Linked DNA regions of Homo sapiens: regions 1 and 2 are each linked to region 3. Evidence: read pairs that join two places in POLR2A ChIA-PET (ENCODE). Cell type or tissue: IMR-90. All regions are shown on one strand. Links, peaks and the distances in the headings refer to the core of each region. The heading gives the core; the rest is flanking DNA. Region 1 overlaps RAF1 (Raf-1 proto-oncogene, serine/threonine kinase). Region 2 overlaps RAF1 (Raf-1 proto-oncogene, serine/threonine kinase). Region 3 has its middle 16 kb from the start of RAF1.

Evidence for each region. Peaks named below come from ENCODE experiments on the same cell type or tissue, not always from the same donor. Only the 100,000 strongest peaks of a DNase experiment are listed, where the experiment ranks them.
Region 1: POLR2A ChIA-PET joins it to region 3 with 7 read pairs; 5 of 35 experiments call an interaction of 5 or more read pairs at or near these places.
Region 2: POLR2A ChIA-PET joins it to region 3 with 5 read pairs; 15 of 35 experiments call an interaction of 5 or more read pairs at or near these places.

The regions. Positions count from the first base shown.
Region 1 is chr3:12,587,401-12,597,802 of GRCh38, reverse strand. RAF1 (Raf-1 proto-oncogene, serine/threonine kinase) reads left to right here. Exons shown (of 17, transcript NM_002880.4): 11 at 6,011-6,095; 12 at 6,829-7,005; 13 at 10,166-10,212. Among named protein-coding and RNA genes, the nearest start is that of MKRN2, 36 kb to the right of the region's middle. RefSeq lists a silencer at 8,327-8,527. In IMR-90, for the core only: no CTCF peak of the experiment used is centred there; no DNase peak of the experiment used is centred there; H3K27ac peaks cover 339 bases.
Region 2 is chr3:12,619,613-12,630,014 of GRCh38, reverse strand. The region is part of intron 1 of RAF1 (Raf-1 proto-oncogene, serine/threonine kinase); the gene reads left to right. Among named protein-coding and RNA genes, the nearest start is that of RAF1, 39 kb to the left of the region's middle. In IMR-90, for the core only: no CTCF peak of the experiment used is centred there; no DNase peak of the experiment used is centred there.
Region 3 is chr3:12,674,916-12,685,317 of GRCh38, reverse strand. No RefSeq gene overlaps it. Among named protein-coding and RNA genes, the nearest start is that of RAF1, 16 kb to the right of the region's middle. In IMR-90, for the core only: no CTCF peak of the experiment used is centred there; DNase peaks (open chromatin) are centred at 3,307 and 5,637; H3K27ac peaks cover 459 bases.

The DNA.
Region 1 (10,402 bases), core at 4,564-9,563, 89 kb after region 3:
GCTAGGACTACAGGCACATGCCACCACACCCGGCTAATTTTTGTATTTTTTGTAGAGATGGGGTTTCGCCATGTTTCCTAGACTGGTCTCGAAATCATGAGCTCAAGCGATCCGCCTGCCTCGGCCTCCCAAAGTACTGGGATTGCAGGTGTGAGCCACTGTGCTCAGCCAGTTGCAGAATATTTTAGATGGCATAAATATCTCCAGGATTCCTTAGGAAAGAACACAAGCACTTTGTGGGATAGAGCACTTGTGTCTGAGATAACAAGGCTGCTAGTAGTTGTAGGAGGCAGAGCAATGGATATTGCATTTATTGCTTCTGTTAGCATTAGAACATTTTTATATCACATTTTAAAAGCCCCAGCTAAAAGCCAGCGGATGAAGTTTTAAGTTGTACCCAAGTTTAATTTTCCTCTGGTTGCGCACTTTCATTTGGGGATTCATAATTTTTCAAGGCATTGGTACGTGGTACTGCTTCTGAGCTTTGTCTTCTCTCAATAGAGTGAGCTTTCAAACTGTGATAAAGATTATTTGTTACAGTGTTACTTCCATAAAGACTGCTATTAGAATGGAGATAACTTGTTTTTAAGATTCTAGGTTTTTTAGGCCAGGTGCGGTGGCTCACGCCTGTAATCCCAGCACTTTGGGAGGCCGAGGTGGGTGGATCACGAGGTCAGTAGATTGAGACCATCCTGGCTAACACGGTGAAACCCCGTCTCTACTAAAAATACAACAAATTAGCCGGGCGTGGGGGTGGGCGCCTGTAGTCCCAGCTACTTTGGAGGCTGAGGCAGGAGAATGGCGTGAACCCGGGAGGCAGAGCTTACAGTGAGCCGAGATCGTGCCACTCCACTTCAGCCTGGGTGACAGAGCGAGACTCCGTCTCAAAAAAAAAAAAAGATTCTAGGTTTTTTAAGTCAGAAAGTCTCAAAAGTCAGAGGAGTGAGGAGCAGTGGACTTTTATGCCATGCTTTCAGAAAGCAAGCTCTGGTCTATGAATGAAGAAGAAAAATGAGTGGTCCAGGAAACATAACTTCTAGATTGTTTTGTGCAATACTTTTTTCCGCCATATTCTGGTTCCTGTATACAGTATATCTGTTCAGTATCTTAAAAATTACAACTGTTTTCATGATTTTGATTGAAGATTTTTTTAACTCAGCCCACCCACTTATGGAAGTAAAGCAGAAAGGGTCTCAAAGCAACTCAGAAGCCTCAGGTGCATGATTTAAAACTCAACATATTTATTTAAAGCAGCATCTGTCAGGCCCAAAGCTCACAACCTCCTTTTGGGCATTAAATTTGGCATCAAGGCTGGGTGCGGTGGCTCATGCCTGTAATCCCAGCACTTTGGGAGGCCAAGGCAGGGAGATCATTTGAGGTCAGGAGTTCAAGACCAGCCTGACCGACATGGTGAAACCCTGTCTCCACTAAAAATAAAAAAATTAGCCGGGTGTGATGGCATGCGCCTGTAATCCCAGCTACTTAGGAGGCTAAGGCAGGAGAATTGCTTGAACCCAGGAGGCGAGGTTGCAGTGAGCCAAGATCATACCACAGCACTCCAGCCTGGGCGACAGAACGAGACTCTATCTCAAAAAAAAAAAAAAAAAAGAAAGAAAAATTCTTTCTATAGGCCAGGTGTGGTGGTTCACACCTGTAATCCCTAGCACTTTGGGAGGCTGAGTTGGGAGGATCACTTTAGCCCAGGAGATCGAGACCAGCCTGGACAACATAGTGAGACCCTGTCTCTACTTAAAACACAATTAGCTGACCATGGTGCTGTGTGTCTGTTGTCCCCGCTACTCGAGAAACTGAGGCAGGAGGATCACTTGAGCCTGGGAGATAGAGGCTGCAGTGAGCCGTGATAACACCACTGCACTCCAGCCTGGGCAACAGAACAAGACCCTGTGTCCAAAAAAAAAAAAAGAAACTTAAGGAGTTTATATTCTAGTGGAGACAGTAAACAGGAAAAGTAGAATATATAGTATGCTGTAATTGCTAAGGAGAAAAATGGAGGAAAGGAGATATGGAGTGGCAGTCCCAGTTCAATGTTTTTAATAGGTTGGTCAGGGAGGAATCTGCCAAGAAAGTGGCATTTGCATGGAGGGCGAGGGTGGGTGGTGCAGATATCTAGGGAAGCAGTAACATCAAGTGCAAAGTGGACCACTCACCTGGCCTGCTCCGAGAACTCAAGGAGATCTTATGGCTTCATTTAGAGTGAGTGAGAGGTATACTAATAGGAGTGAGGTCCAGTGGTAGGGTGTTTTAGGGTCCTGTAAAGACTATCATTTGGGTTAAATGGGATCTGGGGTTGTACGAGACCTTTAGGAGGTTTGGCAAGCCTTTGTTTGAAAATGAGTGTGATGAGAGAGCTCATTATCTGTCTGAGAGCCCATTCTAACTCCAGGTAGTTCCTACTAGTAGAAAATAGTTTGATTGGGTGCAGTGGCCCACATCTATAACCCCAACACTTTAGGAGGCTGAGGTGGGAGAATCACTTGAAGTCAGGAATTTGAGACCAGCCTGGGCAACATGAGACCCTTGTCTCTACAAAAAATTTTAAAAATTAGGTGGGCGTGGTGATGCACACCTGTATTGTAGTCCCAGTTACTTGGGAGGCTGAGGTGGGAGGATCCCTTGAGCCCAGGAGTTTGAGGCTGCAGTGAGCCGTGATGGTGCTGCTGCACTCCAGCCTCGGTGACAGAGCAAGAGCCAGAGTGGGGCGAGGGGAGGGCATGGAATAGTTCTTTATTAGAGTTGAAATCCGTTTTCCTATAATGTTTGCTCATTGATCCTAGCAGACTGAATGAATCCCTTTCATGGCAGTCCTTGGGTTATTTATATGTAAATGAGGGGAATGCTGCAGTATAGAACATTCCTTCTGGATTTCATAAGAAATTGCAAATAATCTGTTACCATAACTGTGTTAACGAGAGCTGGCTGGCAGATGGATCCCTGCAAGTACCATGGGCACTGTCTTTGGTTGACCCTGTTCAGTCTTCCCATCAGTGACTTAATCAGAGGTGTGATATGTATTTGCATAGTAGTGAGGATTTAGAAAAGCGAGAAGAGTTCAACTGGCTAGGATGATGGAAAAAAGAAAAGATCACCTTTTAACAGAGATAAGTCATATTCATTGTTCCAAAAAGTAGAACTGGAGGGGGAAGATGTGGCTTAATGATAACGTGTGTGGAAACTGCCAAGGAAGTTCAGCCGACTGCAAGGTCAGAGTAAGTCACTGCGTGGGCTTGGCTCTGAATTCTGAGGTTATATTACTGATTAGGGCCAGAACAGGTGACACCAAAGGGTGGGTTCAGTGACAACTAGAGCATGCCCAGAGGAGAGCTATAAGAAAGGGAATGGACTACAAAACGAGGTCCATGAAATAGGAAGGTCCTTAGAAGCAGTTCCCCCTGAGCGATCATCCAGCATCTCCCAAGCCACATGCCTGAACCCCTAGCCCTGTCCTGTCCCCTCCCGTTAAAGGCTCTGCCCTTTTCTGGGTCCTGGAGCCTGGGTCATAGCGTTGGCCATTTTCCCAGCACTTCCACTCAGTTGACTGCCTCATTGGGTCAGTTTACCTTCACAGGATTTCTTACCTTCATCCCTTCTTTCTGAGTCCCCACAGTCAACCATTCTTCTTGTACCTTTCCTGAGCTATTGCAGCAGATTCCTCTCTGGTCTCCCTCTTTCTCTCCTACAGGTGTCCAAATCCTACCCTAGAGTTTACTAAACACAGCTCAGGTTTCTCTCATCCCCCTCACCTCACCTTTATTTCTGATGTGCCCAGTCTGAAACATTCTCTGTCCTATTTACTAAAATCCTTCCCTTGGTTTATAGCCCATTTCCTTCAGAAAACCTTTCTGTATTCTCTTTGAAAAGAGATTTACTTAGGCACCTGTAGTCCCAGCTGCTTGGAAGGCTGAGGTTGGAAGATTGCTTGAGCCCAGGAGTTTGAGGCCAGCCTGGGCAACATAGTGAGGCCCCATCTCTAAAAAAGAAAAAAAAAAAAAAAAAAAGGATTTACTCCCCCATCTTGGGGAACTCCCCTTCTGTTCCAGCACTCCTGTCTTGGCTCCAACTGTACCAGAATGGACACTTATGCAAATGATTGTTGTCCTCCTACTCAGGGCTGGTTATACACGTTTCCCATATGGTGTCCCATATGGATCCATTTTTCTAGATAGAAGGTAGCTCCAAACATAGTGTGGATCTCTCCCATCCAGTCAACAGCACCTTCACCGGCAGCCCATGGCAAACACATGTGCAGGTTAACTGGATGAGAGCCACTTTGGAGGCTGCTGTTAAAACATGGGGACTCGTTGAAACTTTAGATGATAAAACCAGAGATCACAGGGAGACAGTTTGGGCCTATCGTGAGGACCATCTCTCTACCAATTTTCTTCCCAAAAATGAAATGGGGAGGGCTGGGTGGGGTGGCTTACGCTTGTAATCCCAGCACTCCAGGAGGCCGAGGCAGGCAGATCATTTGAGGTCAGGAGTTTGAGACCAGCCTGGGCAACATGGTGAAACCCCATCTCCACCCAAAAATACAAAAATTAGTTGGGCATGGTGGAGCATGCCTGTAATCCCAGCTACTCGGGAGGCTGAGGCAGGAGAATCGCTTGCGGAGGTTGCAGTGAGCCAAGATTGTGCCACTGCATTCCAGCCTAGGTAACAGAGCGAGTCTCCATCTCAAAAAAAAAAAAAGGAAGGAGGAAGGCTCCAACAGAGAGGCTCCAGAAACACTTTTGAAAGTGGCTTTTGGCCAGGCACGGTGGCTCATACCTGTAATCCCAGCACTTTGGGAGGCCGAGGTGGGAGGCCTCACAAGGTCAGGAGATCGAGACCATCCTGGCTAACATGGTGAAACCCCGTCTCTACTAAAAACACACACAAAAAATTAGCCAGACGTGGTGGCGGGTGCCTGTAGTCCCAGCTACTCGGGAGGCTGAGGCAGGAGAATGGCGTGAACCTGGGAGGTGGAGCTTGCAGTGAGCCCAGATCACACCACTGCACTCCAGCCTGGGTGACTGAGCGAGACTCTGTCTCAAAAAAAAAAAAAAAAAAAAAAGTGGCTTTTAAATTTATAGCACTCTAAAGTGGAATGGATCCCTGGATGTGTCTAAAGTTATATCAAGAGGCTGGTTTTACAGTGCTTGACAATCAGTTGTCAGTGTTATAGGTAGAATAGCAATTGGAGTCAGACTGGGGTTTTGATCCTGGCTGCAGCGTTCTTTGTTTTTTGGCTGTATGACCTTGGGCAAGTGACTAAACTTCTCAGCTTGTTGTCTGTGAAGATAAATTATTTACGTCAGAGGGCAGCTGTGAGGATTAACAGAGATAAAAGTATACACAGTGCCAGGATTCAGTATTATTAGAATTACTTTTTAATGGTATTGAAGGCAGAGAAGCTTAATTTCAATATATATCTCTGAATTTTTACTAGGGACCATCTTAGGTCTCACTGAAATGTGGATTCAGAGTTCAGCCTCAATAGTTGCTAAATGGCCTGCTTCCTTACACCAGCAACCAGCCCCAGTCATTCTGTATTTGCCAGGCCATTCATATGTATGCACTGATTTCATCCCCACAGGACAAGGTTTTGACCTGTCACACATGACCTCACCTCTGTGGCTTGCCAGGGTTGGTGTGAATAGTTTAACCAAGGCTATCGAAGGCCTAACTGTAGCGATAGCAGTTAACCTATGTAACTTTTTTGAGTCATTTGAATTATGTAGAGATTGGACCTATAATCCCAGCACTTTGGGAGGCCAAGGTGGGAGGATTGCTTAAGCCCTGGAGGTCAAGGCTGCAATGTGCCACTGCACTCTAGCCTAGACAACAGAGTGAGACCCTGTCTCAAAAAAAAAAAAAAAATTGGAAATTTGCCGTATCTGTGTAGGTATGTGATTCTTTGGATAAATGATTCACTGTATCTTCCTCAAAACTAGGTTATTTGAAAGACTGAGATCATTCAACTGATTGCACTGACTGCCAACTAATTTTGCAGGAGATGTTGCAGTAAAGATCCTAAAGGTTGTCGACCCAACCCCAGAGCAATTCCAGGCCTTCAGGAATGAGGTGGCTGTTCTGCGGTGAGTAGAAAGCTGGCGGTCCAGTCCCTCTGGAGTGCTGGAGTGGGGAGTACAAGGACTGTAGAGTTAGTGGACTGTGCCGCAGGTTGGGACGGGCAGGCAGTTAGGACTCACTGTGGAGTTTCTGTGGTTGGATGCTCCTCCCTTGAGAGCAAAGGGATGTTTCCTTTAGTTTATGTGGTTGTCAAGCCTTTCGAAGAGCCCCTTTTTAGGAGAATACCCTCCTCTGGGCACAGTAAACTCAATAGCCCAATTTCTGTCTCTGGGTTTTGGTTTGAGGTGGGCAGAAATAGGCCCTATTTTTACCTTTATTTCCCAGAACCCTTTTTTTTATAGCTGAGTTGCCTTATTTTAGACTTCAGAACAGTCAGCTTTCCAATCTTTCAGTCACTATTTAGACTTGTAGGAATAAGTCATATAATGGAGACTTCTACAAGGAGTCCTTGTGACCTCCACAGGAGGGTCATGGAGTGTACATTGATGAAAGAGAATGTCCTCTCTGTAAGCAAGGCTGGCACTGAACTGATGGCCCAGTGAACTAATGGTGGGCTTCTCTTTGCTCAGAATGCCACCCGGGTTATCAGCCGTGCCATGTGTTTGTTTTTGGGACTGGGGGTGGTGTTGGGACTGGGGGTGGTGTCGACAGCACAGAACCCACTGTCCACGGGAAAGCACAGTAGACCTCCCTGAGCACTTTCCTCCTCCCTCTCCTCTCTTCCCCTCCCCTCCCCAGCAAAACACGGCATGTGAACATTCTGCTTTTCATGGGGTACATGACAAAGGACAACCTGGCAATTGTGACCCAGTGGTGCGAGGGCAGCAGCCTCTACAAACACCTGCATGTCCAGGAGACCAAGTTTCAGATGTTCCAGCTAATTGACATTGCCCGGCAGACGGCTCAGGGAATGGAGTGAGTAGATGGTCTGATGCCTCTCTGGGACCCAGGCATCAAATTTGTCCCTAAATTGGAACCAGGATCAGGAAAAGCCTTCTAGTCCATTAAGCGATTCTGTGATATCTTTGCACAAGCCTCTGGCCTGGGCTGGAGGGGCCAATTATCAGGAATGAGTTGTTCAGGTTCCAGCTGGGTGGGGTGGCTCACACCTGTAATCCCAGCACTTTGGGAGGCCAAGGCCAGTGGATCACTTGAGGCCAGTAGTTTTGAGACCAGCCTTGCCAATATGGCAAAACCCTGTTTCTACTGAAAATACAAGAATGAACCAAGTCTGGTGGCACATGCCTATAATCCCAGCTACTCAAGAACTGGGACAGGGAGAATCGCTTGAACATTGGAAAGCAGAGGTTGCGGGGAGCTTAGATCACGTTACTGCACTCCAACCTTGGCTGCAGAAGCGAGACTCTGTCTCAAAAAAAAAAAAAGAGAAGTTCAGGTTCCTCCTTGGGACTGAACTTCCCCCTTGGGGCTCAGCTTTGGGCTCTGCCTGCTACCCTGGCTTTATCAGAAACCTGAGAATATAGTGGGGTGCATGTACCTTCTGCTTGGACAGCTGTGGCAATGCCTTCTGCTCAGCTGTCTGAGGCATGGCTGTCCCACATGAGGGTTTAAGCAGATGTTGTTTTTGGGATAATTTTTTTTTTTTAATTAAAAACTTTTTCCTGGCCAGGCACGGTGGCTCATGCCCATAATCCCAGCACTTTGGGAGGCTGAGGCGGGTGGATGACGAGGCCAGGAGTTCGAAACCAGCCTGGCCAATGTGGTGAAATCTCATCTCTACTAAAAATACAAAAATTAGCTGGTTGTGGTGGCAGGCGCTTGTAATCCCAGCTACTCGGGAGGCTGAGGCAGAAGAATCACTTCAACCCGGGAGGCGGAGGTTGCAGTGAGTGGAGATTGTGCCATTGCACTCTAGCCTGGGTGACAGAGCCAGACTCCATCTGAAAAAAAAAAAAAAACCCAAAAAAACCACACTTTTTTCCTTAGAGACACAGGTTCTCACTCTGTCACCTATGCTAGAGTGCAGCGGCGCAATCATAGCTCACTGCATCCTTGAACTCCTGGGCTCCAGCTATCCTCTTGGCTCAGTCTCATAGGTTGCTGGGACTGCAGGCACATGCTACCGTGCCCAGCTAATTTTCGTGTATTTTGTAGAGTCGGAGGTCTCACTATGTTGCCCAGGCTGGTCTCAAACTGGACTCAAGTGATCCTCCCACCTTTCCTGGCTAGCCTAGGGTAGTGCTTCTCAAACTTCTCCTCTGAAGTAGAGGAGCTCCTCGTACCCCTAGACATCTGGGAGTTACTAAGCTATAGCTGTGCTTGCAAGTCCTACATAAATTCTCACACTGTCTTTAAAATTCATATGGAAGTTGCCTTCTGTGTATTTTAAGAAATGGAATGACTTTTCAGAAAAATTGAGATATAATTCATACATCATAAAATTCCCCCTTTTAAAATGTACACCTACCTCAGTGTTTTTCTGGTATTGAGTTGTGCAGCCACCACCACTATCTAATTTTAGAACATTTTCATTATCCCGGAAAGAAACACATGCCCATTGTATTAGTCTGTTTGGGTTGCTCTAAAGGAAGACCTAAGGGTGGGTAATTTATAAAGAAAAGAGGTTTATTTGACTCGGGGTTCTGCAGACTGTACAAAAAGCATGACACCAGCATCTGTGTCTGGTGAGGCCCTCAGGAAGCTTTCACTCATGGCAGAAGGCAAGGGGAGCCACGTGTGATGTGGTGAGAGAAAGGAGCAAGAGAGAGAGCATGGAGGGAGGTCCCAGACTCTTTAATAACCAGGTTTCATGTGAGCTAATAGTGTGTGAACTCACTCGTTACTGCAGGGAGGCCACCGAGCCGTTTGTGAGGAATCCATCCCCATGACCCAAACACCTGCCACTTAGGTCCCACCTCCAACACTGGGGATCACATTTCAACTTGAGATTTGGAGTGGACAGATATCCAAACAATATACCCATTAGAGGTTACCCAATACCTCCCACCCACTTGCAGTCTACTTTCTGTTTCTATGGATTTTGCCTACTTTATAGTTCAATATAAATGGAATCATGTAAGATATAATATAGTCAGGTAACATATAATGATGTTTCGGTCAATGACCACATATAGGAAGGTGGTCCCACAAGATTATAATACTGTATTTTTACTGTGCCTTTTCTATGTTTGGCTATGTTTAGAGACACAAATACTCACCATGTTACAACCAGCTACAGTATTCAGTACACTGAGGGCCATACAGTTTTGTAGCCTAAGTGCAACACGTTATACCATTTAGCCAGGGTGTGTAGAAGGCTGTACCTTCTTGGTTTGTGTGAATACACTTTATGATGTGTGCATGATGACAAGTTGGCTAACAACACATTTCTCAGAAGGTATCCCTGCCGTTAAGTGATGCTTGGCTGTATATAATACATAAGATATGGTATTGTGTGCCTGGGCTCTTAGACCTAGCATAGTATTTTCAAGGTTAATGTGTAGCATGAGTCACTACTTCATTCCTTTCTGTGTCTGAGTAACATTCCATTGTATGGATATGCCACATTATTCATTCATCATTTATGGACATTGGGTTATCAGAATTACTTTAGAGTAAAACTGATGCTTGAAGAAGTGTCAGCAATGGTCAGGCGCCAGGGGCCCATGCCTGTAATCCAAGCATTTTGGAGGCCAACATGGGAGGATCACTTGAGCCCAGGAGTCAAGACCAGCTTGGGCAACAGTGCAAGACCCTGTATCTACCCAAAAAAAAAAAAAAAAAAAAAAAGGCGGCATGGTGGCACATGCCTGTGGTCCCGGCTACTGGGAGGTGGGAGGATCACTTGAGCCCAGGAGGTTAAGGCTGCAGTAAGCTATTGACTGCACTCCAGTCTCCAAAAAAAAAAAAAAAAAGGTGTAAGCATGTTTGTGCTGTGGCCTCACCTTCAGGTAAGCAGTGATGTGAACCAGGCTGAACAGCACAGGGTCTATCCCTGTGTGTAACACTCCTTGGAGCCAGGCCTTCAGTGGCTTTACTTCTTAGCTGTAGTTTAAAACTGCTTTCTACTCATGCCCCTCAAACTTATTTTTAATAATTTCTTTTCCCTTCACAGCTATTTGCATGCAAAGAACATCATCCATAGAGACATGAAATCCAACAGTATCCTTTGGTTGTTGAGTTCATTTGACTGCTCGGTTCTAAATTTAGGGAAACAGAAGGGAGGCTTTCTATCACAAGTGGCTCTCGGTGCCAGGGGATATCTTTTTAAGGAAAGAGGCAGAGGACAGGAAAACAGAAAAGTCAGAAAATTAGTAGGCTTGGCCTGTCCCTCAGCAGCTTATGCCTCACC
Region 2 (10,402 bases), core at 2,752-7,751, 55 kb after region 3:
AGGCCAGGAGTTCAACACCAGCCTGGGCAAGATAGTGAGACTTCGTCTCTACAGAAAATAAAAAATTAGCTGGACTCAGTGGTGTGCACCTGTAGTCCCAGCTAATCAGGAAGCTGAGGCAGGAGGATTGCTTGAACGTGGCTCAAGGCTGCAGTGAGCCATGATCATGCCACTGCACTCCAACCTGGGCAACAGACCCAGACCGGTCATGCCTTAGAAAAATAAACAAATAAAAGTATAATTAGAAACAGATTATCAGAGTAGAGGAAAGAGCCAGATACCAGGAAGCCAGAGTAGGCTGCCACAAGGTTGAAATCTGTCACCTCATCTTAGGAACCGCCTCTCCCATGAATGCACGGATCTTAACATATGTGATGGTGTGATGAAACCCTGGTGAGATTTGTGAATATTCTGAATACCATGTAACCTTGGACATTTTTACTTAACCTTTATGGTCCATAGATTCCTCACTCTAAAATGATAATTTCTCTTATAGGGGGTTGTTGGGAGGATTAAAAGGGATATTGTATGTAAAGAACTGATACATAATAAGCATTCTGTATTAGCTAATACATTAGCTAATATCATTATTGTTGCTGCTGCTTAGTTGGTACAGAGTTTTAAGAAATTTATTTTTTGGTGGATATATCTTGTTGCCTAGTGAGTTTTAGCGAGTACCAAAATAGAGAGCAAACACTTATTGTTTTTGTTCAGATAGCCAAACAAGCTTTGTCAAGTGTTTGTGTTTTTTCATGGACACTTGCTTGTGGTTCTAATTTTATATTACATCTTAAACAATAGCCAACTTTTTGTAATTATTTACATAAATTTTAATATTTAACATGTGGATTCTACAACTACCATTGTTTCGTTGGTTTTGCATTTTTGGTTGACTTCTATGGGTCAGTTGATTTAAAATGATCCATAGGAATTATGATACAACTGTCATGATATTTAAAAATTAGTGAACTGGCTGGGTGTGGTAGCTCATGCCTATAATCCCAGCTGAAGACAAGCTGGTGAATCACTTGAGGTCAGGAGTTTGAGACCAGCCTGGCCAACATGGTAAAACCCTATCTCTACTAAATATACAAAAATTAGCCAGCATGGTGGCTCACACCTGCAGTCCTAGCTACCTAGGAGGCTGAAGGGGGAGGATCACTTGAATGTGGGAAACAGAGGTTGCAGTCAGCCAAGATTGCACCACTGCCCTCTAGCCTGGCCAACAGAGTGAGACCATGTGCCCCGCCACCCCCCCCCCCCAAAAATAGTCTCAGGTTCATCATACTTATATGAATAGAAGTTACTGCCAGTGTATCCATTAAAGTATCTTCTACTTTAAAGTAGAAATTTGAATGATAAATAAGGTCACAAAATAACTTACAGTGCCTGAGAAAAGAATGATAGTATAATATACTGAGATTTTTTTCTTATTAACACGATAATGAAATACATGAAAACTAGTAGAGTTGAGTTACATGAAGTAGGAAAAATGACTTTTTAAAAACTTTTTTTTGTAGAGTAGGTGTCTAACTGTGTTGTCCAGGCTGGTATTGAATTCCTGGGATCAAGTGATCTTCCAGCTTCAGCCTCCCAAGTAGTTGGGGCTACAGGTGCATGCCACCACACCCGGCTAGTTTTTAGATTTTGTAGAGATGAGGTCTCACTATTGCCAAGGCTGGTCTCAAACTCCTGGGCTTAAGTGATCTTCCTACCTTGGTCTCCCAAAGTGCAGGGATTAGCCCAGGCTGGTCTCAAACTCCTGGGCCTAAGTGATCTTCGTACCTCGGTCTCCCGAAGTGCAGGGATTACAGGCATGAACTACCGCACCTGGCCAGGCTGTAAGCCCATTTTATAACTTGAATGTAGAAATAGTTTTACACTCTAACATTTTAATTTTTGAGACGGAGTTTCACTCTTGTTGCCCAGGCTGAATGAAGTGCAGTAGCTCACTACAACCTCTGCCTCCCAGGTTCAAGCGATTATCCTGCCTCAGCCTCCCGAGTAGCTGGGATTACAGGCACATGCCATCACACCCGGCTAATTTTTGTATTTTTAGTAGAGACGGGATTTTGCCATGTGGGCCAGGCGGGTCTCAACCTCCTGACCTCAGGTTATCCACCTGCTTCGGCCTCCCATAGTGCTAGGATTACAGGCGTGAGCCAGTGTGCCTGGCCACACTCTAACTTTCTAAAAGAAATATTCACATAGGGAATAAATGCAGTTGAGAGATTATAGAAAGATACGGCTTTGAAGAATTTACACCATAACAGTCATGAATTGCTTGATTTTAAAGCAAATATATCCTCAAAGTCCAGGTGGCAGAATGATGCATGAAGCTAATAAAAGGCAATTTTTTTTTGGTGAACCTAGGGAACCTACCACCCTCAGAAATAATGTCGACCAGAAAAAATAGTTGTAGAGAAGTTTATATAAATTCATGATTGATAGATATAGAGTAGGTGACTACAGAAAGCTAAGATAACTGGCAATTATGAGTCATCCCTTTTTTTCTATCCTAAAACGTCCCCTGGTATCTTTCAGAGACTGATTTTGGGGTTAGGCCCATGTAGTAATTTTTTAACGGAATAGTAGCCAAAGTAGAGGAAGGCAAAACAGAGTAGAATCTAGGCCTTTTGATTTTTGAAGCATTCTGTGATGATTGGTAGGGGTGACCAGGGGAAGTCAGGAATCCAGAGAGAAGTAGCTTGGAACCAGGTAAACCTAATTTCTGTACTAGACTAGAATAATTTGTATTAAGTAAATTGTAGGCTTCTGAAATAATTTGTATGGTTTAGATATCATGATAAATTATGAATACACTATGTCTTCTCTGGCATGTGAAAGGTAAATGTTTGCCTATAGAATACAAGTTCCCAGACTGTCTTACCAAATAAATGTTTAAAGCCTGGGAACTTTCGTGGTAATAAAAGTTTTTACTACTATTTTGTATATATGAAGAGTTTTTTCTTTTCTTTTTTTTTTTTTTTTTTGAGACAGAGTCTCGCTGTCACCCAGGCTGGAGTGCAATGGCACAGTTTTGGCTGACTATAACCTCTGCCTCCTGGGTTCAAGCGATTCTCCTGCCTCAGCCTCCTGAGTAGCTGGGACTACAGGCGTGCAGCACCAACCCTGGCTAATTTTTGCATTTTTAGTAGGGATGGGGTTTCACCATGTTGGTCAGGCTGATCTCGAACTCCTGACCTCAGGTAATTCACCTGCCTCAGCCTCCCAAAGTGCTGGGATTACAGGCGTGAGCCACCCCGCCTGGCGAAGTTATCTTTAAAAAACAACAACAAAAAAAACTTTATCATTGAGCAGAAATGTGATTTTACAATTAGTTTCCATATAAACTTTTTGTTACCAAAGTATCATCAAATTACATACTTAACAATATTCTTTTTTTAAATGCCTTTTTTTTTTTTAGACAAGGTCTCGGTCTGTCGCTTTGGCTGGAGTGCAGTTGTGTGATCGTGGCACACTGCAGCTTCGACCTCCTTTGCTCAAGTGATCCTCCCACCTCAGTCTCCCAAGTAGCTGGGTCTACAGGTGCATGCCATGACACTCAGCTAATTTTTGAAATTTTTTTGTACAGACGGGGTCTTGGTATGTTTCCCAGAGCTGGTGTTAAACTCCTGGGCTCAAGTAGTCCTCCCATCTCAGCCTTCCAGAGTCCTGGGATTTGCAGGTGAGAGCCACGGTGCCCAGCCCATGAACAATTAAAAAAAATTTTTTTTTTAATGTTTGGTTTACTTTTTTTTTTTTTTTTTGAGACAGAGTTTTGCTCATGTTGCTCAAGCTGGAGTGCAATGGCGCTATCTTGGCTCACTGCAACCTCCACCTCTTGAGTAGCTGGGATTGCTGGGATTACAGGCGCGCACCACCACGCTTGGCTAATTTTTTGTATTTTTAGTAGAAATAGGGTTTCACTATGTTAGCCAGGCTGGTCTCAAACTCCTGACCTCAGGTGATCTGCCTGTCTCAGCCTCCCAAAGTGCTGGGATTACAGGCGTGAGCCACTGCGCCCGGCCTACTTTTTTTTTTAATGCTTATCTATTTCCTGCAGTATGGTTTACTTTCGATATTATACTACGCATATAGTACTTGGAAGTATTAAATTGTATTGGTATTGGTGACAGGTGACACTGACCTTATTCTTAAATTATGGAAAATGACTCGTGTGTGTGTGAAGTGATCTCACTGTGTTGCCCAGGTGGACTTCAGTGGCTCTTCACAGGTGCAGTCATGCACTACAGCCTCGAACTCCTGGCCTCAGGAAATCCTGAGTAGCCTCTTAAGTAGCTGGGGGTAAATATTCTTTCACTTAGACCTTCAGCTAATGTACTGGGGGCAGTATTCTTTCCTGGGAGGTCTTGTTTTTAAACCAGTCCTGCCTTAAATTGTTCCAATTTTAGTTCTGTGGCTTTGAGTCTGAGGTAATTTTCAGTTTATTGGTATTAGAAACATTCCTGTGTTTGTGTAGTGCTGGGTGTGAAATGTGAAGTTAAATCTTTAAACAGTTAATAGATACTATTAGATTGCTGTACTTCTGTGGTTTATACTCTTCACTGTGAGAGTAGAATACTTCAAATGCTTGTGCTAGATGTTTTGCCTTTTTAATTTTACAAATCTGTCTGGGCACAGTAGCTCATGGCTGTAATCCCAGCACTTTGGGAGGCTGAGGTGGGTGGATCACCTGAGGTTGGGAGTTCAAGACCAGCCTGGGCAACATGATTAAACCCCATCTCCACTAAAAACACAAAATTAGCCAGACATAGTGGCGCATGCCTGTGATCCCAGCTACTTGGGAGACTGAGACAGGAGAATCACTTGAACCCAGAAGGTGGAGGCTGCAATGAGCAGAGATTGCGCCACTGCACTCCAGCCTGGGCAACAGAGTGAGATTCCGCCTCAAAAAAATAAATAAAAATAAAATAAATTTTACAAATTGATAAAAAATAGTTTTTATATTTGTGTTTCCCTACTTTATATATAAACATATATGTTTGTTGGCCTTTGTATTGCTTTTCTGTGAATTTAATTTCCTGTTTTTTTTGCAATGGCATTGTTCATCTTTTACTAATTTTTAGGAGCTCCTTGTTTTTGTTTTTGTTTTTTTTTTTTTTTTTGAGTTGGAGTCTTGCTTTGTTGCTCAGGCTGGAGTGCAGTGGCGCAATCTCGGCTCACTGCAGCCTCCACCTCCTGGGTTCAAGCAATTCTCCTGACCTCAGGTGATCCATCCACCTTGGTCTCCCAAAGTGCTGGGATTACAGGGGTGATCCACTGTGCCCGGCCAACATGTCTCTCTTTTTAAATGATTGATCTTTTCCAACATGACAAATTTCTCCATTCATAAGAGACTGCATTTGATTTTAGAACTTATCTGTGGAACTTTAAAAGACCTTTCACATGCAGAAGCTGATTTTCACTTTGGCTTATCTAGTTTTAGTGTGTGTCTAGGATGTGTGTGTATGTGTGTCTGTATATACATTTTTTAACATGGGGCCTTTAGTCAGAGAAATTACAGTATTAAAAGCTAGATCTATGCTTATATTTGAAGGTAGTATCAACAGGGTTTCTGATTATCTCCATTTAAGATTGAAGTATGTTGCTGCTGTATGATTTTTTTAGAAGATGCTTTTTCCTCCTTGTTTTCAGATGTCTGCCCTGATTTTTCAGATGTTTGCGTTGATAAAGGAATACCTTAGTAGAATTTTCTGTGATTAACAGGTTAGAGTTGTACCTCTCTTCCCTGAGACAACTTGTAGGGCCCTTGAAGCAGCATTGTCTGCGTATTTCAGCATGTTCTGCAAATATGACCTATCGTTTGTATGAGTATGTGCCATGAAAATGGTTAGGAAGGCCGGGTGCAGTGGCTCACACCTGTAATCCCAACACTTGGGAGGCTGAGGCGGGTGGATCACCTGAGGTCAGGAGTTCAATACCAGCCTGGCAAACATGGAGAAACCCTGTCTCTACTAAAAATACAAAAATTAGCCAGGTGTGGTGGTACATGCCTGTAATCCCAGCTACTTGGAAGGCTGCAGCGGGAGAATTTCTTGAACCTGGGAGGCAGAGGTTGCAGTGAGCCAAGATCGCGCCACTGCATTCCAGCCTGGGCAACAGAGCAAGACTGTCTCAAAAAAAAAAAAAGAAAAAAGAAAAGGGTTAGGAAACATTAACTTAGCCTGCCTCTTTTTTTTTTTTTTTTTTTTTTGAGACAGAGTCTCGCTCTGTCGCCCAGGCTGGTTGGAGTGCAGTGGCATGATCTCGGCTCACTGCAAGCTCCGCCTCCCAGGTTCATGCCATTCTCCTGCCTCAGCCTCCTGAGTAGCTGGGACTACAGGTGCCCACCACCACGCCCGGCTAATTTTTTGTATTTTTAGTAGAGGGGTTTCACCCTGTTAGCCAGGATGGTCTCCATCTCCTGACCTCGTGATCCATCTGCCTCGGCCTCCCTAAGTGCTGGGATTACAGGCGTGAGCCCCCGCACCCAACCCTTAGCCTGCCTCTTAAGCTGTAAGTGGTCTTGATATGGAGATAGAAAATAAAATACTATGAATGACAAATAATCTAAAACTTGAATTAAATAAAGTAGGTGTATTTTTATTTTGTCACTTTTTATTAAAAGTTATTGCAGTATATTCTCTACTGAGTACCAGCACTATATTTTGAGTGCCTGCAAGACTTAGAATTCATTGTAAAATTACTGTTCTTGGACTGAGGTTACATTTTAGTCTTATCAGTGGATTCTTCACCAATCGATTGGAATCAGTCAATTCCAATACAGTCTTCCCCCACAGTTGAATATAGAATAAAATCTATTGCAAGCTGGGTGCAGGGGCACAAGTGTGGCAGGAGTGCTTGAGCCTAGGAGTTCAAGACCAGCCTGGGCAACATAGTGAGACCTCATCTCAATTGAAAATATATATCTATATAAAAAATAAAATTTATTACAGTTCATCTTGCTGGAAAACAAAATACTGTTTTTGTAATTAAAATTTTTTTTTTAAATTTAGAAATGGGGTCTTGCTGTGTTGACCAGGCTGGTCTTGAACTCTTGGCCTCAAGCTGTCCTCCCATCTGGGCCTCCCAAAGTGCTGGGATTACAGGTGTGAACAACTGCGCCCGGCTGACAAAGTATTTTTTAAAGATGTACCACTAAATGGAGATTTGATTCACATTTGATAGTTTTTGACAGGTCTTTTCTATTTAAAAACATTACTGTTTTTGTAGCATTATTCTGGCTTTTCCCTTAATTTAGTAAATATTTGAGTGCCTTTGTATTCCAGATACTGAGCAAGATTGGCAGGGTTCTGCCCTTATGGAGCAGAAGGAAGGTAGGGGGACTGACTAAAACTTGAAAACTGTCTAACATAAGTACCATGCAGAAAATGAAACAGTATTAATTGGCAGAAGGAGAGCAGGCTATTTTGGCTAGTGTGGTTAGGGAAAGCCTCTCTAAAGAGATGTCTCTTGGGTGGAGACAAGATGTGAAAAAACCAGCTTGCCTGTTTTTGGGGTTTCAGCCTTGCAGGTGAAGAGAAACACGAAGTTCAGAAGTCTTGAGGCACAAAGTCTGGCATGTTACGAAAGAAGGCCTTTAGACGCCTTGTCAGGGAGTTTAGATTTTATTCTGAGTTTTAAAACGGGAGTGACACAATGAGTTGCATTTTAAGCCTGTTCAGGCTGTTACATGGATTATTAGGAGCTGTATCATTTCAGGCTAGTGAGATGCTCAGATGAGTCTGCCTTCTGTCTCTTCCGTCATCTATTTCTCTCTTATCTGGTCTTAAGCTCCTCCATCTTTTCCTTTTTAGTTGGAAAAAAACTCAAAGATCTAGAAAAAAGAGGAGCTGTATGTACTCCTAAAAAGGGACCTCATAGTAACCTGGGGATAGAGTTATGTAGGAGTGAGTCAGGGCTCAGGTTGAGGCTTTAGAGGCAGGAGGCAGCGAGATCTTGTTCTGTCATCCCCTCTTACAGAAATAAAATATGCCGATAAAAGTTTATAGTGTAATAGTAAAATATAAAAACAAAAAGTAAGTAATGTAGAAAATAAAAACCCTTCACAGTCCTGCTGAAATGATTACTGTTAACACTTTAATTCTAGAGTTCCCCATCCATTTATTTATTTCTAGATTTCCCTCTTTGTAGATTAATATTAAAGGGTTCAGACTTGTTCATTTTTTGTTGTCTTGGATATCTTTTCCCACCTCTGTATATATGGATCTACTTTATTTATCACGTGGATATTAACATGGTTTATTTAATTCCCTATTGTTAGGTATTTGGTCTTTACCACAGTTTTTCAAGGGTATGAATAGTGCTGCAAGGAATATGCTTACACATGTTTTTATACACTTGTCTTAGGCTTCTGTAGGACAAATTTCTGGAGTAGAATACTAGGTCATTCTTTAAGAACATTTCAAACTTTTAATAGATATTACCGTATTCTTTCCCAAAAAGAATGTACAAAGACTGTATGAGAATAACTCCATGTTGTGATCTTAAGTTGTCTCTAAACCTCTTTGGTTTTCTTAGCTGTCATCTAAGAATACTAAGTATCTAACCTCCCTCTTGATTTGGGCATGTGATGTGATTTAGCATATAGTGGATATTCAGTTAGAAACTTTTGGTTGAAAACAAGGTTTGGATTCTGTGGTCTTTAATTCTAGGCCATTTCAGCTCTGACTAAAATGATTTGAGTGTTAGTGTTATATATGGGAAGGTAAGGGCTATGGAGTCAGTGCAGCCCAGTTCAGAATCCCAGTTTGCCACTTACAAGCTGTGTGTGTGAGAATTTTCTCAACTGTAAAATGGGGACATAATTCCTACCTAGAGTAATACTGTAAGTATTAAGGTGGATAATGATTGGAATGTATGCTGTGTATCCTGCCTCATAATAGTAAGCTTTTAGTAAATGGTAGCTACTGTTAATAATAAAACAAGTTTCTGAAGGAGGAAGGCTTGAAAAGATGGGATTCCTTATCAACCTCAAAGTTTTCTAAAGGAGGAAACCCTACCCCCCTTACTTCTGCATGGTTTCTGACCATGAACTGAACTCTGAACTCTGAATGAACTGAACTCTGAACTCTGAATGAACTGAACTCTGAACTCTGAATGTTATGGTAGAAAATTCATGGACTTTAAATTTAAACAGATAAAGAATCTGGTTATTTTACCCACTGCTGGGGTGTTCTTGGGCAAGTAGCATGACTTCTGTGTCCAAAAAAGAAAGGGTTTGCAGTGACTGAACCTGTAATCCCAGTACTTTGGGAGGCTAAGGAGAGTGGATTGCCTGAGCTCAGGAGTTCAAGACCAGCCTGGGCAACATAGTGAGAGCCTTTCTCAACAAAAAAAACTGTTCTTAAAAATTAGCTGGGCATGGTGATGCACGTCTGTGGTCCCAGCTATGTGGGAAGCTGAGGTAGGAGAATCATTTGAGCCTGGAAAATTGAAGCTGCAGTGAGCTGTGATCATGTCACTGCACCCCAGCCTGGGCAACAGAGCAAGACCCTGTCTCAGAAAATAAATTAATTAAAAAGAAAGTGTGGATGGAGGAAGGGATTAAAAATCTGGCTGGGCACGGTGGCTCATGCCTGTAATCCCAGGCGTGATTTGGGAGGCCGAGGCGGACAGATCACGAGGTCAAGAGATTGAGACCATCCTGGCCAACATGGCCAACCCCATCTCTACTAAAAATACAAAAATCAGTCGGGCGTGGTGGTGCATGCCTGTAATCCCGGCTACTCGGGAGGCTGAGGCAGGAGAATCGCTTGAACCTGGGAGGTTCAGTGAGCCAAGATCGCGCCACTACACTCCAGCCTGGCAATAGAGTGAGACTCTGTCTCAAAAGAAAAGAAAAGAAAAGAAAATCTTTGGGGTTCTTACACAAATTAAATGAGATAATTTATTATTATTATTTTTTTTGAGATGGAGTCTTGCTCTGTCCCCCAGGCTGGAGTGCAGTGGTGCGATCTCAGCTCACCGCAAGCTCTGCCTCCCGGGTTCACGCCATTCCCCTGCCTCAGCCTCCTGAGTAGCTGGGACTACAGGCGCCCGCCACCATGCCTGGCTAATTTTTTGTATTTTTAGTAGAGACAGGGTATCCCTGTGTTAGCTAGGATGGTCTCGATCTCCTGACCTTGTGATCCGCCCATCTCGGCCTCCCAAAGTGCTGGGATTACAGGTATGAGCCACCATGCCCGGCTTGAGATAATTTATAAAGTGCCTAAAATACATCCTAGAAATATTAGTTTTTCTTCCTTGAAGTCATAAATTATGGCTTACACTTTTTTTCAGGTATTTCTCATAGTACTAATGTGTTGCTCACACTCAAGGGTAGTAGTTGCTTAGGAAGAAGAGAAATGTAGTTGAAAAAGTAATAGACTAGAAGTCT
Region 3 (10,402 bases), core at 3,282-8,281:
TAAGTGAAGGGGCACAAAATTTAAGCTAAACATCAGAGGACTGCATCTTCAGCTACTGTTTAAAGCTCAGTTCTCATGGTCTCCAAGTTATGGAAACATTGCACATTATAAGGGTTGTAAATATTGTTAATTATAAACATAATACCAGGCCGGGTGCGGTGGCTTATGCCTCTAATTCCCACATTTTGGGAGGCCGAGGTGGGTGGATTGCCTGAGCTCAGGAGTTTGAGACTGGCCTGGGCAACATGGCAAAACCCCATCTCTACTAAAAATACAAAAAATTATGCAGGCTGGTGGGGCGCGCCTGTAATCCCAGCTACTGGGGAGGCTGAGGCACGAGAATCGCTTGACCCCAGGAGGCAGAGGTTGCAGTGAACCAAGACTGTGTCATTGCACTCCAGCCTGGGTGATAGAGCGAAACTCTGTCTCCAAAAAAATAAACTACCTGCCAGGTATGGTGGCTGACACCTGTAATCCCAGCACTTTGGGAGGTCGAGGCAGGCGGATCACGAGGTCAAGAGATCGAGACCATCCTGGCTAACATGGTGAAACCCTGTCTCTACTAAAAATACAAAAAATTAGCCAGGCGTGATGGCGGATGCCTGTAGTCCCAGCTACTTGGGAGGCTGGGGCAGGAGAATCACTTGAACTCGGGAGGCGGAGTTTGCGGTGAGCCAAGATCGCGCCACTGCACTCCAGCCTGGGTGACAGAGCGAGACTCCGTCTCAAACAAACAAACAAACAAACAAAAAACCAGCCGGGCGCGGTGGCTCACACCTGTAATCCTAACACTTTGGGAGGCCGAGGCGGGCAGATTACCTGAGCTCAGGAGTTCGAGACCAGCCTGGGCAACATGGTGAAACCCCATCTCTACTAAAACGCAAACAAACAAACGAACAAAAAATTATCCGGGCGTGGAAATGTGCGACTGTAGTCCCAGCTACTCGGGAGGCTGAGGCAGGAGAATTGCTTGAACCCAGGAGGTGGAGGTTGCAGTAAGCAGAGATCGTGCCACTGCACTCCTGCCTGGCGACAGAACAAGACTCTGTCTCAAAAAAAAAAAAAAAGAGCTGGATCTCCATCCAGGCCAGAGAAGCTTCTCACAGACGGTTTTCAACTCTAAGAAATAAATTGGTTTGGTAATAAATGGCTTCTAGTCAGATAAAATATAGTAATAATAAAATAAAAATAATAATTCCAGAGTTCTCACAATGTACTGAATCTGGTCTGATGAAGCCTCTCCAACGTGAACCCCTGTGAATCCACAACAGCCTCAGAGGCTGTGGGGCAAAGCAAGCCACCTGAGGAATGAATAGCGGAAGAAAGACTAAAGGCAGTGGGCAGCCTTTTACACCCATTGGTCTTTGGGGCTCGGAACACTCCTTCAGTTCATAGACTCCCTCCTCCTGAAAGCGTGTGCATAACTCCCAGTGATTTCCACATGTGGTCTGAAGGGAACGCTCTTCAGAAGGAGAAGACATGAGCTTCACTGAATGTCAATATTCAGTTTCCGGAGAGAAAATCAACAGCTAACGGCCGGGGCATCTATTAGGGCTCTGCTATCGGCGATAGAAAAACTAACTTAATTGTTTTAAGTACAAAAAGGGGGAATGTAATCTGCATGGAACTGAAAAGCCCAGGTCTGGCTGTTGGAGGTCTGGCTGGTTTCAGTGCTCAACAGAGGTTGAAGGACCCCGCGGAATCCATTCTCGGGCCCTGTGAACTCCAGGCTCTGTTGTTTTTTTTTTTTTTTTTGAGACACAGTCTCGCTCTGTCGCCCAGGCTGGAGTGCAGTCGTGCGATCTCGGCTCACTGCAAGCTCCGCCTCCCGGGTTCACGCCATTCTCCTGCCTCAGCCTCCCAAGTTGCTGGGACTGCAGGCGCCCGCCACCACGCCCGGCTTTTTTTTTTTTTTCCTCTTTTTTTTTTTGTATTTTTTTTTTTTAGTAGAGACGGGGTTTCACCGTGTTAGCCAGGATGGTCTGGATCTCCTGACCTCGTGATCCGCCCGCCTCGGCCTCCCAAAGTACTGGGATTACAGGCGTGGGCCACCGCTCCCGACCCAGGCTCTGCTCTCATTGTATAAAGGTGGCTGAGGGCCGGGCGCAGTGGCTCACGCCTGTAATTCTAGCACTTTGGGAGGCCGAGGTGGGTGGATTCTCTGAGCTCAGGAGTTGGAGACCAGCCTGGATAAAACGGTGAAACCCTGTCTCTACCAAAATACAAAAAATTAGCTGGGAATGGTGGCGTGCACCTGTAATCCCAGCTACTCGGGAGGCTGAGACAGGAGAATCACTTGTACCTGGGAGGGAGGTTGCAGTGAGCCGAAATGGCACCACTGCACTCCAGCCTGGGTGACAGAGCGAGACTCCATCTCAAAAAAAAAAAAAAAAAAAAAAAAAGTGGCAGACACAGCTCCAGCCTTTCCTCCCCTCCCAGTTCAAGTCCATGGGAAAGCCCAGAAGGCTTATTTGGAAGCTTCCTCTAAAACCTGAGACTCACTGTGATTGGATCCGTTGAGTCATGTCTCCATCCCTCAACCAATCACAGTGGCCTGTGCCTGAGTCACAGCTTTCATTCCTGGCACCAGGGGAGAGTCCCAGCCAAATAGCAGGGTCTGAGAGTAGGGGAGAAGTGGGTCCCCAAACGTTTCTTAGGATAAGAAGAAAAGGCAAACAATGAAGTCCTCTGTAACCGACTACTTCAATTGAGGCATGGGGCCTGAGATGGATAACCCAGGTGCTTCCCAGCCCCTTCCACTGGGCCTGTATTTCACCAAACTTAGGCACTCAACAAACCAAACTACTTACATTTTCTTGCACACACACACTGTATAAGTGATCTATTGCTGTGTAACAAATTATTCTAAAACTCAGCAGCTAAGACAAGCATTTACTATCTCATGCAGATTATGAGAGTTCAATTCAGCAGGGGCTTAGCTGGTGGCTCTGGCTCAAGGTCTCTCATGAGGTCATAGTCAAAAAATAAAAGCTGAGGTTGCAGTCAGTGGGGACCATGGTATCTGAAGGCTTGATGGGCTTGAAGAATCTGCTTGTGTGACTATTGGCAAGCGGACTCAGTTCCTCATCATGTGGGTCTCTCTGTAGGACTGCCTGTGACTTCCTTCAGCACAAATGATCCAAAAAAGAAAGAGATAGAAGATAGAAGAAACAGGAAAAAATCTTGGGTGAAGTTCCTTTTTTTTTTTTGGCAGCATTGCACACAGTCTTTTAGAACTAGCCTTGGAAGTGACACAACACCACTTCTGTGGTATTCTATTGGTCATGCAGACCAACCCTGACAAAATATGGCAGGGAATTTCACAAGCTGTGAATACAGGAAGTGGGGATCACAGGCAGTCATCTTGGCTACCATGAAGAGTGCCAACTCCTGCCTCTGTGTGTATCTTTACTTGCCCTGTTTCTTCTGCCTGTCTTTCCTCATCTCCTTCCCTTGGAGAATTTCACTTTTGATTTCATTCCTGAACACACTCCTCCTCCAGGAGGCCCTCCCTTCCCACTTATCCAGTCATTCCCTCTCCAAGGAACACTGACACGTAGATAGACTACTATGTTTCAAAGCCTTGCCTGGGCCTGTAATTCATTTGTTCTTCTCCACACTGCACAATGAGGCCCTCAAGGGCAGGGACTCTGCTGGGCATCTCTACATCACCAGTAGCTGGTGTGGCCTCCAGCATGAGGGTGAACTGTAGATAATGGAGAGTGAAAGGGAGAACTGACAGGATTGTCCATATCATTTCAGCAAAACAAAACAACACAAGCACATCTTTGGTCCTGATTATCTGGCTTTCATTCTCCCTTTGGAGCCAGCCAATGTGAGCCAATGAAGGAAACTGTATCAATTTTAGACTGGATGTGGTGACAATGAAATAACCAGAAATTAAAGTGTTAGTCATCCAATAAGCCTTGTTCCTTTAAGGTTCATCTTAAGGCTAAAGCCACAGTTTCTCTTCTGTCTTAGCTAACAGTGAAATAAGTATACATTAAGCACCAACTATATGCTCAGTACTACACGCTGCGGGATGGGGGCGGTAGAATATACCATAATAAGGCCCTTATCCCAGAGACTAAGAAAGACCTAAGCCATTACATTTTTTTGAAGCTCCTGAGATTTTTTTTTATTTTTTATTTTTTTTTTAGAGATGGAGTCTTGCCCTGTTGCCCAGACTGGAGTGCTGTGGTGCAATCTTGGCTCATTGCAAACTCTGCCTCCCAGGTTCAAGTGATTCTCCTGCCTCACCCTCCCAAGTAGCTGAGACTACAGGAGTACACCACCACGCCAGGCTAATTTTTTGTATTTTTAATAGAGATGAAGTTTCACCATGTTGGCCAAGCTGGTCTCGAACTCCTGACCTCAAGTGATCCACCCGCCTCGGCCTCCCAAAGTGCTGGGATTACAGGCGTGAGCCACCACCCCCGGAATTTCCTGGTATTTTTTTTAAATGTAGAAATTCCAAAATAGGTATTAAAAAATGGTGATGGGCCAGGTGCGGTGGCTCAAGCCTGTAATCACAGCACTTTGGGAGGCAAAAGAGGGCAGATCAGGAGGTCAGGAGTTCCAGACCAGCCTGACCAATATGGTGAAATCCCGTCTCTACTAAAAATACAAAAATTAGCCGGGCGTGGTGGCATGTGCCTGTAATCCCAGCTACGCGGGAGGCTGAGGCAGGAGAATCCTTTGAAGCCAGGAGGCGGAGGTTGCAATGAGCTCAGATGGAGCCACTGCATACCAGCCTGGGCAACAGAGCCAGACTCCGTCTCAAAACAAAACAAAACAACTGATGATGAAGGCTGGGCGTGGTGGCTCACGCCTGTAATCCTAACACTCTGGGAGGCCGAGGCTGGAGGATTGCTTGAGCTCTAAAGTTCAAGACCAGCCTGGACAACATGGTGAAACCCCGTTTCTACTAAGATACAAATAATTAGCTGGGTGTAGTGGCATGGGCCTGTAATCCCAGCTACTTGGGAGGCTGAGGCAGGAGAATCGCTTGAACCCAAAAGGTAGAGGTTGCAGTAAGCTGAGATCACACCACTGTACTCCAGCCTGGGTGATAGAGCCAGACTCTGTCTAAAAAAAAAAAAAAAAAAAAAAAAAGGTGATGAAATATTTTAAAGGCTTATTTTTAAATTTTTATTTCTATTTGTAGAGAAGAGGTCTTGCTACATGGCTCAGGCTGGTCTTGAACTCGTGGCCTCAAGCAATCCTTCTGCTTTGGCCTCCCAAAATGCTGGGATTACAGGCATGAGCCACTGTGCTTGGCCTTTAAAAGCTTATATTCAACAAACTAATAACTTTTAAATTCATAATCCACCCCCATACAAACATAATGTAAATTTATGATGCTCTTTTCAAGATAAAGGATTTAAGATGTAATTCACAGATGTGGCCAATTAATACTTTTCAAAGATAGTGCAACAATAGGTCCCATCCCATATGAATTTCTGTAACCTCATCAGTCCCGCATCGAGAAGTGGATTCTGTATTTCCTCCCCTTGGCTCTGCGGGCTGTAACTGCTACAGCCAGTAGAGCACAGTGGAAGAGATGCTAGGTCAGTAGGTCATAAAATACCATGACGCATTAGTTGTTGGTGCTCTGAGTCCCCACGTAGGAATTCTGGACACCCTGAGGCCACTGTGCTGGAAGAGCCGGCAGAGGTGCTCTGGCAGATACCCTCAGCTGAGCTTAAGTTCAGGCAGCTTGTTACACAACAAAGGACAGCTGGAATAATAATCTACCACAGACAGTGTGGTCTGGTGTCAGGCTCCAGTTTAAAATTGTATGATGAGTGGTTTCTTGTTTTATTCTGATCAGTGTACCTCTATAACCTTGTTTGGGGAGAATGGCAAATTTTAAGACCCTTCCAGGCCTATATGACCCTCCTGGCCTCGCTCCAGGGTCATCTACATAATTTGTGAGACCCAGTGCAAAATGAAAATGCAGGGCCTGGCCGGGTGCGGTGGCTCACACCTGTAATTCTAGCACTTTGGGAGGCCGAGGCGGGCAGATCACAAGGTCAAGAGTTTGAGACCAGCCTGACCAACATGGTGAAACCCCGTCTCTACTAAAAATACAAAAATTAGCTGGGCATAGTGGTGCGCGCCTGTAATCCCAGCTACTCGGGAGCCTGAGGCAGGATAATTTTTTGAACCCGGGAGGCAGAGGTTGCAGTGAGCTGAGATCACACCACTGCACACTCCAGCTTGGGTGACAGGGCGAGACTCCGTCTCAAAAAAAGAAAAAGAAAAAATGCAGGGCCCGTGGCCGGTTGTGGTAGCTCACACCTGTAATCCCATCACTTTGGGAGGCCAAGGTGGGAGGATTGCTTGAGTCCAGAAGTTTGAAACCAGCCTGGGCAACATAGTGAGACCCCTGTCTCTATTAAACAGAAAAGAAAAGAAAATGCAGGGCCCTTGTTCAAAAGGCAAAAAAAAAAAAAAGTGCCATTAAAAGTTCGACTAAGGCAGGGCACAATGGCTCATGCCTGTAATCCCAGCACTTTGGGAGGCCAAGGTGGGTGGATCACCTGAGGTCAGGAGTTCGAGACCAGCCTGGCCAAAATGGCGAAACCTCGTCTCTATTAAAAATACAAAAATTAGCTGAGTGTGGTGGCGCATGCCTGTAATCCCAACTACTCAGGAGGCTGAGGCAGGAGAATCGCTTGAACCCAGGAGGCGGAGGTTGCAGTGAGCCGAGATCAAGCAACTGCACTCCAGCCTGGGTGACAGAGTGAGACTCCCATCTTGGAAAAAAAAAAAAAGAAAAAAGTTCAACTAAAATGTAGAACTTGGCCAGGCACAGTGGCTCACGCCTGTAATCCCAGCACTTTGGGAGGCCGAGATGGACGGATTGCCTGAGGTCAGGAGTTCGACCAGCCTGGCTGACACATACTGAAACCCTGTCTCTACTAAAAAAATACAAAAATTAGCTGGGCATGGTGGCGCATGCCTGTGGTCTCAGCTATTTGGGAAGCTGAGGCAGGAGAATCACTTGAACCCAGGAGGCAGAGGTTGCAGTGAGGTGAGATTGTGCCACTGCACTCCAGCCTGCGCGACAGAACAAGACTCCATCTCTCAAAAAAGATAAATAAATAAAAAATGAAAAATAAAATGTAGAAGTTTTTCTTTTCTTTCATGGTTTCTCCACCATGTTTTATATTTGCTATTTCATGTCATGTTCCTTTGGACATGGGGATGCTCATAGGGTGAATGCAGACCCCAATAGGGGCCTGTGTGTTCCCACCAGCTGGTTCCCAGGTTGCCCCTCCCACCAACTGCCAGACTGATGTGCTGAGCCCAGCTGGGGGCAGGGAAGGCAATCTTCGCTTCCCAGTAGAACACTGTCCCACCTCCTGATAGATAGTGACCCTCAAGGGATTGCAGCTTCTGTGCCAGGTAGTGTTCAGAATCTGGGTCAGGGGCGGGAGGCGCCTGCTAGGCTGCCTGCCAAATGTGTAGTGGTAGGACCACACCTGGTGGGCTTGGAGGAGTCCCACCCTGACCTTCCTGGCCCCACCCCAAGGTGGAGGGTCACAACAGGAGCTGGGTGGGGGTGAGAGAGGGGAGGCTGCCCCAGGTAGCAGTAGGGAGTGGGGTGGGGTCGGAGGGAAGTGGCAGAACACAGTGGAGCAAGTGGCTGGAACCGCCCCCCTTCCCGGGTAGGGAGGAAGTAAGAGGCTGGACCACGCAGGAGCAGAGGTCTCAAGCTCCATCGTCACATTGGACTTCACATACAAAACACAAACTCAAAGATAAAATGATGAAGAATTTCAAAACAGAGATCACAGAGCATTCAACCCCAAGTATAGGCGCTTTCTGAGCATGGAATGGGGTTCCTGTGTGACTAGCTGGCCTCATGGTCATAAAGCCCACCCTGCCCCTCTCACCACACAAAATAAGATGCTTTTTTTTTTTTTTTTTTGAGAAGGCGTCTTGCTCTGTTGCCCAGGCTGGAGTGCAATGGCGCAATCTCGGCTCACTGCAACTTCCGCCTCCCGGGTTCAAGCGATTCTCCTGTCTCAGCCTCCCAAGTAGCTGGGATTACAGGCATCCACCACCATGCCTGGCTAATTTTTTTGTATTTTTAGTAGAGATGAGGTTTCACCATGTTGGCCAGGCTAGTTTTGAACTCCTGATCTCAAGTGATCTACCCACCTAGGCCACCCAAAGTGCTAGGATTACAGGTGTGAGCCACCGCGCCCTGCCGATAAGATGTTTTAAATAGGGATCTCAGCCCTACCAAAGCCCTTGGTGGGGCAGGGGGAGGTGGGCACATCATTCCCATTTCACAGATAAGAAAACTGCAGATACATTAGCCAGTTTGCTAATACATAGAGTCAAACAGCTAATAGGATAAAGAGATGGAAATCAAAGTCTATAGCTGAATAACAATAATAAAAAAAAAATTAGCTGGGTGTGGTGACGCACCTGTAGTCCTAGCTACTCAAAAGGCTGAAGAGGGAGGATCACCTGAGCCTCAGGAGGATGAGGCTGCAGTGAGCCGTGATTGCGCCACTGCAATCCAGCCTGGGTGGAAAACAAACAAAACAAAACAAAATAAAACAAAACAAAGGCTGGGCATGGTAGCTCACGCCTGTAATCCCAGCACTTTGGGAGGCCAAGGCAGGTGGATCACGAGGTCAAGAGATCAAGGTAATCCTGGCCAACATGGTGAAACCCCGTCTCTACTAAAAATACAAAAATTAGCTGGGCGTGGTAGTGCATGCCTGTAGTCCCAGCTACTTGGGAGGCTGAGGCGGAAGAATTGCTTGAACCCAGGAGGCGGAAGTTGCAGTGAGCAGAGATTGCGACACTGCACTCCAGCCTGGTGACAGAACGAGACTCCATCTCAAACAAAACCAAACAGAAAACAAGTCTATAGCTGGTTGTGCAGCTGTAGTCCCTGCTACACCTGATGCTGAGGCAGGAGGGTCCCTTGAGCCCAGGAGTTTGACGCCAGTCTAGGCAACATAGTGCAACCTTGTTTCTATTTTTTTTTTTTTTAAGATGAGTTTTGCTCTCGTTGCCCATGCTGGAGTGCAGTGGCATGATCTTGGCTCACTGCAACCTCCGCCTCGGGGTTCAAGTGATTCTCCTGCCTCAGCCTCCTGAGTAGCTGGGATTACAGGTGCCTGCCACCACGCCTGGCTAATTTTTTGCATTTTTAGTAGAGACGGGGTTTCACCATGTTGGCCAGGCTAGTCTTGAACTCCTGACCTCAGATGATCCACCCGCCTCGGCCTCCCACAGTGCTGGGAGTACAGGTGTGAGCCACTGTGCCTGGCCCCTCTATTTTTTTTTTTTTTTTTGGGTAGCACTACCTTTTAAATAAGTCAGATTCCAAAGCTTGTGCCTATTCTGTGATGCCTATGTGAGGCTGAGAGAAGGCAATGCACACAACGAAGTTGGGGTAGAGGTGGAGCTAGTTGCTGCAGAAGTGGTCCTCGAGCTGGGATCTAAAGCATGGAAGGGTATTTCCAACAGAGGAAATGGCAGGAGCTGCTTCACCAAGCTGCTCTGGGTCTAACACCCTGCAAGCGTAAAAGGAGCCAGTCCTGGGACAAGAAGAATCAGACAACGCTGGTGTGAAATAGGAGAGAAGCACAGAGGCAGAGTTTCAACAGGAAGGGCATACCCTTTACCAAATGCCACAAAGGGCATTGAGGCCTGGGCTTGGGACACCCTCCTGGGATTTACTGGGGGCCTTGGAGGGTGGTTTCCGTGGGAAGAAGAGGCATTCTGGGGATGGCTGTGGAAGGCCAACTGTCACGGCTTAATGCAGGGGTGGGTGAGAAAATTCAGCCCGAGCCTAGACCATTTTTTAGGTTAATTTGGCCCTAAAGGGGAGGAATTAGGGTACCAAGTACAAGGGGCACATTGGTGTTTTTTTCTTCAAGACCCAGTCGACTTGTCCATGTAGGGCAGAAAGCAGTGAGTCAGGGAGAGGTTGGGGAGAGGGGGAGGAGCCGCGCTTTCTGCGCTCCTACTGTGTGCTAGGGACTGTGCTTTCCAGTTTTGTTTCCTCCCAGCAAGGCTTGAAGGCAAGTGTTTCCTACTTGACCTGAGGGAGAGGCCAAGAATCACAGGGATGAGGGGCAGGCTGGGGTTTGGTCTCCCAGCTGTCTGACTCCAGAGTCCAGGCCAGCCCCTCTGTGCAGAAGAGAGAGGAGGGATTGGGCTTATCAAGGAGAAAATGCATGTTCTCCTCAGGAGCTGGATGAAGGGGTGGCCTGCCCCTCCACACCTGTGGGTGTTTCTCGTCGGTTGGGATGAGAGACTGAGAAAAGAAAGAGACACAGAGACAAAGTATAGAGAAAGAAAAGTGGGCCCAGGGGACCGGCGCTCAGCATACAGAGGACCACGCTGGCATAGGTCTCTGAGTTCC